2 separate regions of the Homo sapiens genome follow, and region 2 is linked to region 1. A link is an interaction called in ENCODE POLR2A ChIA-PET data of the cell type or tissue named here. Cell type or tissue: CD4-positive, alpha-beta T cell. All regions are shown on one strand. Each heading gives the region's core, and the rest is flanking DNA. Links, peaks and the distances in the headings are about the cores only.

The links. ChIA-PET counts read pairs that join two places held together with the same protein. Peaks named below come from ENCODE experiments on the same cell type or tissue, not always from the same donor. Only the 100,000 strongest peaks of a DNase experiment are listed, where the experiment ranks them.
Region 2: POLR2A ChIA-PET joins it to region 1 with 5 read pairs; 3 of 35 experiments call an interaction of 5 or more read pairs at or near these places.

The regions. Positions count from the first base shown.
Region 1 is chr2:233,551,717-233,558,669 of GRCh38, reverse strand. USP40 (ubiquitin specific peptidase 40) reads left to right here. Exons shown (of 32, transcript NM_001365479.2): 5 at 1,651-1,815; 6 at 4,144-4,290. Among named protein-coding and RNA genes, the nearest start is that of USP40, 12 kb to the left of the region's middle. In CD4-positive, alpha-beta T cell, for the core only: no CTCF peak of the experiment used is centred there; no DNase peak of the experiment used is centred there.
Region 2 is chr2:233,407,281-233,414,233 of GRCh38, reverse strand. All of the region lies in intron 3 of DGKD (diacylglycerol kinase delta), which reads right to left. Among named protein-coding and RNA genes, the nearest start is that of DGKD, 56 kb to the right of the region's middle. In CD4-positive, alpha-beta T cell, for the core only: no CTCF peak of the experiment used is centred there; DNase peaks (open chromatin) are centred at 4,463 and 5,292; H3K27ac peaks cover 1,991 bases.

The DNA of each region.
Region 1 (6,953 bases), core at 2,679-5,178:
GAAAATTTTTACCACCCCAAAAAGAAACTCCATACCCGTTAGCAGTAACTTTCCATCCCCCTCAACTCAGCCGCTGGCAACCACTGACCTCCTTTCTGTCTCTATGAATTTGCCTATTCTGGACATTTCATAGAAATGGAGTGATCCAATAGGTGGTCTCGTAACAGTCTTCTTTCACTTAAAGTACTGTTCTCAGGGTTCATTCATGTTGTAGTATGTGTCGATACTTCATTCCATTTTATTGCCAAATGAGATTCTATTAGATGGATATGCCACATGTTTTTTGTTTTTTTTTTTTAATCTAGTCATTGGTTGATAGATTTTTCTTTGTTTTTGATAATGAGCTTCACTAAGTTGCTGGTTTCTTCTTAATGCTGTGAAAATTTTTTTTGTTTTTTGTCTAAATAAGATCTTGCAGAAAACCCTCTAGGACTGGACCTGCAGTGGTAGGAGAAGGTCTCTGTGGTACCTTTGCGAAGTGTAGGATTGTTTAGGAACAGAGCTTGAAAACTTCCACAAGTTTTCTATCCCATCATAGCCAGTGATATTAGATAAATTACATCCTTGAGGGTCTTGTATTTTAAAAGGCAAGATAGAAGTCCTCCAGCTTTCATCCACTTTATCTGCTGCTCTTCACACAAAACTTTTTTTTTTTTTTTTTTTTTTTTGAGATGAGGTCTCACTGTCACCAGCCTGGAGTGCAATGGCATGATCATAGCTCACTGCAGCCCTGGGTTCAAGGCATCCTGCTGCCTCGGCCTCCCAGGTAGCTGAGATTTTAGGCATGAGCTATTGCTCTTGGTTGAAACTTATTTTTGAAATTGTCTTCCCTTATTGCCTCTGCTTCTGAACTCTCCATTTGTTCCTCTCCTTCCTTTCTACTTTTTTGGTTGAAGTCAACAGTGACATCCCTGTGCCAAGTCCAGAAGACACTTCTCTGTTCTCAGCAGAAGGAGCTCTCAGCAGCACTCACCACCCTCCTTAAAGCCTCAGCTCCTCCTGCTTCCTGGGGCCTCACTCTCCTGGCCCTCCCCCCAGCTGCTCTTCCTCCTCTTCTCCACTTCTCAGTCTTGGTGTGCCCCTTGGTTTGGTTATAAATTTTTCTTAAGCACAAGTTCACACACAACTGCGTGACTCATAATGGATTAAAGCAAGTTCCATCAGGATTTTTTTCTCAGTAACACTGTGTTAGTCTTGTTTTAGTTGTTTTTACTTCAAAGCAGTACATTCTAGTTCTTTTCTATTGTTGATAATTCGGACTATTCACATGTGCTCTGATCTCAGTGAGGTGTTCCTGTGCAGACACTGCCAGCTCTTAGACACTGGTCTGTGCCTGGTATATCCCTCTCTGCTTTCTGTGGCATGGCCATGTGTGTGGTTTCCCACAAGAATAAATGCACATTCTGGGTGTCAAAGGAATTGAGTTACATGTACACACTGAACCCAGCCTGTTCATATTTTCATTTTTTAGTATAAATAAAAATAGGTGGTAATCTCTTAACCAGCTCAGCTTGTTTTGCTGAGTCATTCTTATATCTGATCTTCAGATTGCTTGATAAATCTTGAGTTTTTATTGACTAATGTTTGTTTTTTTAATGTTTTAAAAAATCTGAAGCCCGGAATTACATCTAAAAGTTACCTGTTTTGTAGGAAATGAGGCAACATGATGTGCAGGAACTGAATCGAATCCTCTTCAGCGCTTTGGAAACTTCTTTAGTTGGGACCTCCGGTCATGACCTCATCTATCGTCTGTACCATGGAACCATTGTTAACCAGATTGTTTGTAAAGAATGTAAGAACGTTAGCGAGAGGCAGGTAAATATGCCAGAGTATTTTAGTAATAAGTTATGTTGTAAATTATAATCCATGTAATTAAATGTATGATATATACCACACAAGGATTAAAGTGTTTATTACTAAAAGTAATTTATTGAGTTTTTTTTTCTTCTAACTACACCTAAATCATGAGCCTATAATCCAGATTTCTCCATGTAGATTGAAAGAAGCAAATATCTTGAAACTTAATCTTTTATTCAGTACCCTAATATTTGGAAAATAGATTTGGGGGATATTTACAAATAGAAGACTGTGGCCTCATGTGAGAAGCCAGTGTCATCATGGTTGGAATATTGTAAAGAAAGTTAATTAGGGAGGTAATAAAAATAGATAATACTGAGGACCAAGGAGTGTTTAATTTGACAAACATTTGTAATTAAATATGGGATTTAGTTTATTAATATTCTTCAGAAAGTTCATTTATATATGTGTGCTTATGTTTATATATTATATATAAAGCTATTGTAATCCTATGTTAATTAGTATAACCTTCAGTTCTTTGTAATGACACATATTGCCCATTTAATCTAATTGGAAATTAGAAATTGGAAATTTGCTCATGTAAATGTAATCCTGTTTGCCCTACAAATCTTATATAGTCAATTATCACTGAATTCATCACTGATCCTTTAATAAAAGGCTGCTTTTGTTATTTATGCCAAGGAAGTTTGTGTATTTGTATCAGGACAAAATTACCATTTTCTTTTTTTTTTTTTTTGAGATGGAGTCTTGCTTTGTCGCCCAGGCTGGAGTGCAGTGGCACGATCTCAGCTCACTGCAAGTTCCACCTCCCGGGTTCACGCCATTCTCCTGCCTTAGCCTCCCGAGTAGCTGGGACTACAGGTGCCCGCCACCATGCCTGGCTAATTTTTTGTATTTTTTTAGTAGAGACGGGGTTTCACCATGTTAGCCAGGATGGTCTCGATCTCCTGACCTCATGATCTGCCCACCTTGGCCTCCCAAAGTGCTGGGATTACAGGCATGAGCCACCGCGCCTGGCCCAAAATTAGCATTTTCAAAGGTGTTAATTGCTTTCTTGAAAATAGATGTGTATATAAAAATATGTGATTTTCAGGATGCTGAGGCAGGAGAATCGCTTGAACCCGGGAGGTGGAGGTTGCAGTGACCTGAGATTGCGCCACTGTGCTCCAGCCTGGTGGCAGAGCAAGGCTCCGTCTCAAAAAAAAAAAAAAAAAAGAGTGATTTTTTAAGTTTGGAAATAATTAAGATGTTGCGTGTGTCTTTGAATTACTACATGCTTGACTTAGCTATGATGTAGTAAATCAGAGTATTTTCAAAACAACATATGTAAGGCCATTATAAATTAAAGACATTAACTTTTCACGTATATATTATAAACCATATACTGTATAAATGTTACTTTTGGTACTTGAAATCTTCACCATGAGTTAACAAGTGCCCTATTTTCATTCCCCAAAATCTCTTAAAATAAAGCTGTTGCACACACATACAGAACTATAAATATAAATTAAATTTGCCAAATTGTAAGTGCTTATTACTAGAAATATTGTGATTCAAATGTAGTTATAGCAGATTTCATAAACCCTCTTTTTACAGACTATTCTCTTGGATTTTCATAGGAAGACCTTCTTATCCTAGCTTAACGTAATTCTTTTTTTTGAGATGGAGTCTCACTCTGTTGCCCAGGCTGGAGTGCAGTGGCGCAATCTCGGCTCACTGCGACCTCCGCCTCCCAGGTTCAAGCAATTCTCCTGCCTCAGCCTCCCCAGTAGCTGGGACTACAGGCATGCACCACCACACCCAGCTAATTTTTTTTGTATTTTTAGTAGAGATAGGGTTTCACCATATTGGCCAGGCTGGCCATATAATTTTTTTTTCTTATAACTTCTTTAGTATATCTTAAGGCAACCCTAGCAAAAGAAAATAAAGAAATGGAGTTTACATTAGAAAATTCAACCCTGCCCTTGCTCTTATAGTCTAGTCTAAAACAGTACTGTATACCTTGTATATATGCACTTCTGAATTCAGATACGTGTCTTATTGTGGTTTATATTTCCTCATAAAACAGATTTTATTGTATCTTTGGTAAATTCATAAACTTTTCTTATATTTTTCTGATAGATTTTAAGCTAAATTATAGTTCAATTTCAAAAGAAGGATAATTTAGTGTTATGAACTTCACAACATCTAATCAGGAGATCTACATCTTTATTTGTAATGTTTTAGAAAACATATATCTGATTATTCCCAATATATATGTGAGTTGATGATGTGTTTGTAAACCTCTGAAATTGTTTTTCAATATTATATTCATGTCTATTTCAGGAAGACTTCTTAGATCTAACAGTAGCAGTCAAAAATGTATCCGGTTTGGAAGATGCTCTCTGGAACATGTATGTAGAAGAGGAAGTTTTTGATTGTGACAACTTGTACCACTGTGGAACTTGTGACAGGCTGGTTAAAGCAGCAAAGGTAAAGACAGATAACTGCTTTTTCCCAGGGTCCCCACTTTGTAGTTAGTACAAGTCAACTTGTATGAAAAAGTCTCGAGGATATACTTGAAGCTGTTGACACTAAGGATTGAAAAGATATTTACATCATTTTCTGTATTTTAATTTTTTACAATAATGAATTTTTAAGGCTTTCAACCCAACAGTTCACCCAACTTCCTTTTCTCCGGGGAAAACTTTATTGTACCTCAGTGTTTCGTAAGTATCCCTCCTTTTTGCAATTACTGCTGTGAAAAAAGTTGTATATATTTTTATTTCTGTCACTGAGAAGCTTGTTGAGCTTTGCTTTCTTTACTACTATGAAAGTAGATGGCTGTCTTCATTTTCTTAATATACAGTTATTTTATAATCTTGACATATGTTCTTCCTCACTCTGGCAAATCCAATATAGCCTTACCTCCTCCCCCAGGTGGGAGTATTTAACTTGCTAATTAAGGAATTTAACAGAATACTTCTGATTTTCTTTCTGTACAGTCAAGCAAAATATAAGACAAAAGAAAGTCAGGACTGAAGCAACTGATATCTTTTGCCATGTGAGAGCTAAGAGGGAAAAGTAAAACAAACCAATAAACAGAATTCTGACATTTCTCAAATTTATTCATCACATTCATATATCAGTAGCCATTCCTGTAGTATAATTCATAGTTATTTTCCATTCCAGGAAAGAAGAGATACTTTGATAAGAGGAGAAATGAGAGGCAACTACTGTTTAGCTTAGTGGAACACCTCCCTGGTGTTATTTTCATGCATCTTAAGTTTTGCACATTCCAGCTCCTTTCTGATATGGCAGGGATTTATTATATCAGCACTTTGGCATTTCTGAAAATCCCTCTGCCACATATTGGTGTTTTATCCCAGTACTGATGTGAGGTCTGTCTCTGTGCTTTACTGTCCAAGCCCTTTGGGTCCAGGATATCTATTTGTTCTAAGGGAGATGGACATCTGAATAACTCTTTTTGGAGGACAGATTTTTAAAAAATGTTTTGTGGGTTTTTTTCCCATTTTATCTTCTAGCAGCCATTCATTTATATTTCCTTTTCACAATTCTCTGTGATTTCTCACTATGGAATTGTTCTTTAATGTATTTTTCACACACTTAATTTCCACCAAAAGCATTACCAATGCTAGTTAATTGCTAAATACTAGTAATTCATTAACATTAATATAAAAATGATTATTATAGATAAATGTATCTATGTCTATGTATGTATATTAATACCATTTCCTGTGGCCTGGATGTGCTGTCTCTAACCTTCTCTGTCCCTTCCTTCTCAGCTTCTATGGCATCAACCCTGCTGCTGTCGTTATTATCTGCAGTGGTGACGTTCCCACTGCTGTGGGTGATGTGATGAGCTTTTCATAAACATCATCACCTTGAGCTCAGTTCACTCAGTGGGTTACTGAACATTGTCTTAAACAGCTACCACAAGAGACATATTTATGCGGTCACTTCATTATGATAGCACTATTCCTATAGCTGACAATTATTGAATTTTTCCAGCAAATAAAATGAGCATTGATTTAGATAATACACAATACTGATTTTGTATCCTGGAGATTATAGATAAAACTATAATAAAACCTTAAACCCTGTGCCTGTAGCTTTCACGGGAAGATTGAATTTTATACTGTTTCACATGTATTTCCATCCAGTTTTTGCCCCTTCATCAAACCCAAAGAGAGAGGTTTATCATTTGCTTATTTATTTTGTATTTCACTTTGGTGTATAAACTTCAGAGTTTGGAACAGTGTTGGAAAGATACCTACACATTCAGCTTTTGGTTAGACTTCATGTTCACATTACAAAATAAGAACCTTTTGCTAAACAAATGCAGTTTTTAAATATACCTTTTATCACATTTCTTTAATTCTTTTTCAGTGGAAGTTTTTTGGTCTTGATACTTCTAAATTTATATTCTATTCTATGCATTGGATTTGTTGCATTCTAAGTTTATGTTTGGCTGTACTGCTAAATAAATGCAGATTTTCTTGTCCTAAGCAGTCTTTTCTCAGCCACATTATAGTTGAATTACTCAGTTTTTTTAGATGCATTTTTAGAGCTTGTTTGAAAATCTACCATGTTGTTATATTGCTGGGGTTTTTTGTTTTTTTTTTTTCATTCAACTTTTTTTTTTACCCACTAGATTTGTGAAACTGTTTTTTAAAATATATTTTTAGCACTGTTAGATATATATGATTATGGGTAATTTTATATATCAAGGAGGATTTTTTTTCTCCTCACAGACCAATAATCCAAGAGGTTGGGCACAGCTGATACTCTTAAAAAGCAGCTTAATCCCAATCAATAGATCTTAGCCCTTGGGGAAGTTAGAGGCCTTTTGCAAGTCTCATGAAAGCTATGAATCTTCTCCTCAGAAAAATACATATGCATGTATAATTTTTGTATCATTTCAGATCCTTTAAAACAGGTTCCTAGGTCCCAGGTTAAGAGCTCCAGTTCTTCACTGATTAAAAAGAACTGTAGACCTGCCAGGTAAAGTGGAGACACCAAGGATGAAGGTGAAAGGCCAGAAATTGGGCAGGAAATAGGCACCACTCATCAAATAGTATTTCAGGATATCAACATTAAAGATAAAACCGGGTTGTAAATTATTAATTGTAAGC
Region 2 (6,953 bases), core at 3,011-5,510, 140 kb after region 1:
GTCTGTAGCCACAGCAGTCATGTCCTGAAAGAGAGAGGCCCAGTCCAAACTACCCTGTTCTTTTTTAACTCCCTGGCTGATTCATGTGTTTGCTCCAGGGGCTGTCATTTGTAATCTGTCCAGGAAAGGGCATCTCAGACCACATTCCCAGTCAGGGAATCATATACAAGGTCAAGAGCCTCCTGGAATTGTCCTCCCTCATCTAGAACCCCCGCTTCCTAATTTTATTTGGATGCTCAGAGGTGGTTTATCCCTTTCCACTAACCAAGCTTACAATGGCTTTCCTTATTCCTCTGATACTTCAAGTACATTGTAAAAATGAAAAGAAGTAATTCCAACTATAGGTTTTAATATTTTAAAAGACCAAAAAAGGTTGAAAATATTTTTTCCATTGGCAAGCCCTGACTCAGAGGGTCTGTGTACCAGTGCTGGGCACATAGCCAAGAATTTGAAGAGCCACCGTGGGAGGGCACGGCATGCAGGGCAGCCACAGCCTGCCAGCCTGACTCAGCCAGCTCCCGTCACAGCACAGTGACGACACGGTCCCATGTGGACGGGGGGAGACAAAAATGCTTCCCAGAGGTGCCAAGGAATAGAGATACAGCAACAACAAATCAATTAACCCCACAGGCATTTACAGTGTGGCTATTTGGTGCCAGGCATGGTTCGGGGGCGCTGGGATGAAAACAGATCAACAAGCCCCATGATATCCCTTCTCTCATAAAGTTTCTACTTCTCCATCCAACAGACATAAATCAGAGGGAAAAGGAAGAGAATGCAGAAAATGTCACTGCAGACACAAGAAACAAAAAATCTGAACATTAAAAAAAAAAAATCACAGGGTATTATCAAAAACTTTACCCCAAAAAAACTGCATACCTACATCATTTCACTGGTAAACTCTAGCAAATATTTCAGAAAGAACACCAAGCTTACACAAACTTTATCAGAAAACAGAGGCGGGGTAACACTGACTCACTACATATATATGTATTTTTAGTAGGGATGAGGTTTCACCATGTTGGCCAGGCCAGTCTTGAACTCCTAGCCTCAAGTGATCCACCTGCTTCGGCCTCCCAAAATGCAGGGATTACGGACGTGAGCCACCACATCTGGCCTGACTCTCTATTTTTTAAAGTACCAAAACCTGACAAAGGCAGAAAGGAAGAAATGAGGGAAGAAAGGGAGAGAAATAAATTACAGATCAATACCTTCATGAATATTGGTGCAACAATCCTTAACAAAATAATGGCAAATTGAATCCAACAATAAATAAAAAACATATTATGAGCAAATAGGGTTTAACCCAAGAATGAAAAGTTGTCTTAAATTTGAAAATCAACCAATTTAATTTGCCCTTTTAATAATATAAAGGAGAAAAAAACCATGTGTTCACTTCAATAAATGCAGAAAAGCATTTGACAAAATTCAACACCCATTAATAATTAAAACTGTCAGCGATCAAGTAAAGAACATCCTCAAACTGATAAAGGATACCTACAAAAAGCCTACAGCTAACATCACATTTAATGATGAAAACCGAACTGTTTCATGTTAAGACTGGAAAAGGTGGAAGGATTCCTGCCTTCGCTACTCCTATTCAACACTGTACTGGAATCTTAGCCTTTGCAATGAAGCAAGAAAAATAAATAAAAGGCATGTGAGTCAGAAAGGAAGAAGTAAAGCTGTCCCTATTTGCAAATGATACAACTTTATATAGAACTTTCTAGGGAATCTACACAATGACTACTAGAATTAAACAAGCAGTATTTTGCAAGGTCACAAAATCCACTGTATTCTTATATATTAGCAGCAAACAGATATAAAATGTTTATAAATTCCATTTAGTTAATAAAAATAAAAACATAAATTACATTGAAATGAATCTAACAAAAGACGTTAAAGACATCTACACTGAAAACTACAAAGCACTGCTGAGATAAATTTAAAGCACCTAAATAAAGAGAGAGAGATCGTGTTAATGTACTGGAAAACTCAACATCATTAAAGATTCAATGTTATTAAGATAGCAATTCTCCCCAAATTGATCTACAGATTTAACACAATCTCAAACAAAATTCTAGCAGGCCTCACTTATAGAAATTGACAAACTAATATTAAAATTTATATGAAAATGCTAAGTACTTAGAATAAAGCTATGTTAGAAAAGAACAAAGATGACTCTAATTTCAACACTTCCTATAAAACTACAGTAATCAACAAAGTGTAGAATTATTTCAGTAAAGGCAGACATAATATAGTTCAATAAAACAAAATAGAAAATCTGGAAAGAGACTCAAAAATAAAAGGTTAATTGACTTTTGAAAAAAGGCAGCAAAGGTAATTAAATGAGGAATGGAATGTATCTTCAATAAACGCTGCCTCAAAAACTGAATATCCATATGGGGGTCGGGGGAAGAACATCAATAATAATCCCAACTGTAAAACCTAAAACTACAAAACTTATAGAAGAAAATCTTTGCAAGCCGAGGTAGACAAGGGTTTTCTGGATAGAATACTAGAAGAATGAGCCATTTAAAAAACTGATAAGTTGAATTTCACCAAAAAGAAAGACTTCTGTTCTAAAAGTGTCATTAAAGAAAACACAAGCCACAGACTGAGAAAAACATTCACAACACATGTATCAGACAAAGGACTTACATCCAAAATACATAAAGAAGTCTTACAACTCAATAAGAACCCAATTAAAAAAATGGATAAATGTCCTAGCACACATTTCACAAAAGACATACAAATGACCAACAAACACATGAAAAGATGTTGACATCATTAGTCATCAGGGAAATGGAAATTAAAGCCACAATGGGGTAACACTACATAACTATTAGGACACATAAAATTAAAAAGACTGATCACACCAAGTGTTGGTGAGGATGTGGAGCAACTGGAACTCTCTATACACTGCTGGTGGGAATATAAAATTGGATCACCACTTCAGAAAACAGTTTAGCAGCCTCTTAAGAAGTTAAACATATACCTACTATATGATCCAGCGATTCCACTTCAAGGTGTTTACCCAAGAGAAATGAAAATATGTCCACACAAAAGACTTGTATACAAATGTTCATAGTTTTATTAGTAATAACCCAAAACTAGAAACTACCTAAATGCCCACCAATAGAATAGACAAATGCTGGAATATGCATACAATGGACTACTGATATTCGTAACATGAAAAATCTCAAAACCATTATGCTGAGTGAAAGAAGCCAGACATTAAAAAAAAAAGTAGTACATGCTGCATTACTCAATTTATATAGCATTCTTTTTAAAATGCAGAGTAATCTACAATGACAGAAAACAAATCCATCCATGTTTGCCTGTGAAGAGGCAGAGAAGGAAGGATTACAAGGAAATTCTCAGGGTGATGGAAATGTTATCCTGACTATGGTGACAGCTTCAGTGTAATTATGAGAGAGAGAGAGAGAAAGTGTGTGTGTATAAAAACTATCAAACTGTACACCTTAAATACTGCAGTTTATTGTACATCAATTATGTCTCAAGTCACAAAAAATGGTTTTCATGTATTAGAATAGTCATTAAAGAACACTATGAACCTTTCTCTGAATAAGCAGGGTGACCATATAGCTTATCATCCAAGCCAGGAAACTTATGCAAGTCAAAGTGAGTGCTAAAGATAAGAGGTTGTGTACTGCCCTGGAGAAATCAGCACTTAGGGATTTGGGAAAAACAAATACCCAATCTCTTCATTGGTGTGATTAGATATCACCCCAAGGTATCTAGTGATACCTTAAAGCAAACCATCAAGTTTTCACAGGAAGCAAACCATCAAGTTCCTCAGAAGGCAGCGCAGAGCTGGCAACAGCCTTGGCAAGTCAGCTGCGCCCATGACCTTGATTTACAGAAAAGGAAGCGATCCCGGTCAATGACGGGCACAGGACAAACCCCAAGGCTCCTGCCTCCAAGGTCAGTGTCCCTTGAGCCCCCCCTCTTTCTTCAAAGAGAAAAAAAATCAAAGAATGGGGTGGAAGCCAATCCCCCTCTTAACTATTTTCCAAACATCTAATTATCTTGACCCACCCTCTATAGCTTTGCAGCCAATGAACAATTCAGCTACAAAGAAAACAGCATTGGCCAGGCACAGTGGCTCACACCTGTAATCCCAGCACTTTGGGAGGCCAAGGCAGGAGGATTGGATCATGTTGACCAGCCTGGACAACATGGTGAGATCATATCTCTACCAAATTTAAAAAAAAGAAAAAGAAAAGAAAACAGCATCGACTTTTCTGTATGAAGTCCAGCACTGATTAACACACCCAGCCACAGGCCTGGAGGCAGCTCCCACAGGGCACATTCTACACCAGACCCAGTCTGCAGGGCCAACCCTTCTGCACAGATCTACTGATAACCACTCCCACAGTCCTCCTCCTGTCTTAAAAAAAAAAAAAAAAAAAAAAAAAAAAACGGTATGGGGGGATCACATGTTTTTTAGGTTTACACTTCAAACCAGGTTCTTCAATTGTGTGGTGAGGAGGAAGGACTGGGTCAATAAACAGCAGTCTCCCTACCACAGAGCAGGAAATTATCTTAATTTGATAACAAGTTGTTTCAAGGAAATAAAAAGATCCTACCACTATGTACTGTGAAACACCAGGTTATTCTGGGACGGGAACGTGGGATTTTTTTTTAACATGATTTCCTAGAGAATGATACCATTTTTGTAACTTTCAAGGAAAAAAAAAAACCAGACAGACGGAACTTGGCTCAATCACACCGTGACACATTTAAAAGCATACTGAGTAAAGATGGCTAAAAAGTATTCACTGCCTAGGCACCCTAGGAAAAAATTCAATCAAATCCATGTATCTTCCCCCCAGGTCTTTTCTCAAAGAACTCTTTCCCTTACTAAATTACTATAATCCAATGACAGTCTCTCAACTATCCACTTTGTTTTCTCTGCCATTTGTAAATAAAGACAATTAACAAGTACGCTACACTTGTTCATAAAAATTAACAAGTATAACAAGTGTTAACAACACAAATACTTTTTCAAACACATACAATCATAAGGTGAAAATGGCTTAGATTTCACAAATGCAAACCCCACTGATAATCTAAACAAACAGCCCAGACGAGTAACTGCGTCTTCTCCCACCCCAAACTCTAAAGAAGAGACACCACAATTGGTTCCACTGCTCACCAGCCAGGCTGCCAGAAGAGGACAGCATCTTCTCCCTGTGCCTGCTTGGAGTGACTGTTAAAACCGACCCCTAAGCCCTCACAAGGAGCAACCTGGCTTTTCAGACCAGCTGTGCTGCAGAAGCAGGTGCTGCCTTCAGTAAAACCCCACACTTAGCAAACAGCCACCAATTTGACTCAATGCCTGCTTCCTCCTGCTTCTTTAACCTGAGAACACAGTGTGGATTACCAGGTGTGGAATTCACTGGGTTAACTTCCTTCTGCACCTGATCCCGCAGGCCTGCACTGCTGTCCATGGCATGTGTTAATAATTACAGTATTTCATTCACTGAGCACCTACTCTGCCCGGTGCTCGACTGCCCCACCATTGCTGTGCTAGGTAGGACCACCCTCATTGGCAGATGGGAGAATGAAGCTACAGGTGGCCAAGAACCCACCACTGAGAGCTGGCAGAGCTGGGACATGCAGTCAGGTTCTCCTGGAACACTGCACTTGAGCAGAAATAGAGGCAGGCTTGCTTTGCAGAAGTGAGCCCAGGGGGCAGGAGCTGCTAACGAACGTGGGGCTTCCCAACAGGAAGAGCAAAGACACTTCACACTCAAGAGGACTTTTGGGACCCACAAATACAATTCTCCCTGTCCCAGACCTGGGCCAGCAGTTGCAGCAATTAGGAAGAGTCTTTTATGCAGAGACATTTGCCAATTATATACAGTTTCTCTGGATGGGCGCAGTGGCTCACGCCTGTAATCCCATGAGGCCGAGATGGGTGGATCACCTGAGGTCAGGAGTTCGAGACCAGCCTGGCCAACATGGTGAAACCCTGTCTCTACTAAAAATACAAAGTTTGCCAGGTGTAGTGGTACATGCCTGTAGTCCCAGCTACTTGGGAGGCTGAGGCAGGAGAACTGCGTGAACCCGGGAGGCGGAGGTTGCAGTGAGCTGAGAGCGCAGCACGGCACTCCAGCCTGGGCAACAGAGTGAGACTCATCTGAAAAAAAAAAAAAAAAACAGTTTTTCCTCTCTCCGAGCCAAAGTTAACTGGCTTAGGAATTTTGCCCAGAAAATATCTGAAATCCAAACATGCTAAAAAGGAAAACTGATGATGAAATCTGGATAAAGATCACGGTTCCTCACCCAAGAAGCAGTCCTAACCATCCTCTGGGCTGATGTCTGTTAGAAACAGCTGAGAAACTCAGCCACAGTTTCACGCTAGGTAGGCCTACTAGGGAACTTTCATTCACCCAACAAATATGAATGCCACATGGACAAGATTTATTTTATGTTTTGAGACACGATCTCTCTCTGTTGCCCAGGCTGGAGTGCAGTGGTGCAATCACAGCTCACTGCAACCTAGAACTCCTGGGCTCAAGTGATCCTCCCGCCTCAGCCTCCCAAGTAGCTGGGACTACAGGTGCATGCCTCCGTACCTGGATAATTTTTTTTATTTTTTGTAGAGACAGGATCTTGTTATGCTGCCCAGGCTGGTCTTAAACTCCTAGCCTCAAGTGATTCTCCTGCCTTGGTCTCCCAAAATGCTGGGATTACAGGCATGAGCCACCGTGCTCTGCCATGACAAGATTTAAACGCAATACTCTGATCCATTACATAGCTTCCTTTTTATTTAGCTACCAATTAAAGGCATCTTATATGTTAAATTATACTTGGTTTTCCCTTAACTTTTATTTTTCCTGTTTGTATTGATTATACCTTGAAAACTTTTAAGGATAACTTTTTCCGGATATCTACTCTTCTGCTACAAAAGCTATTTTTAA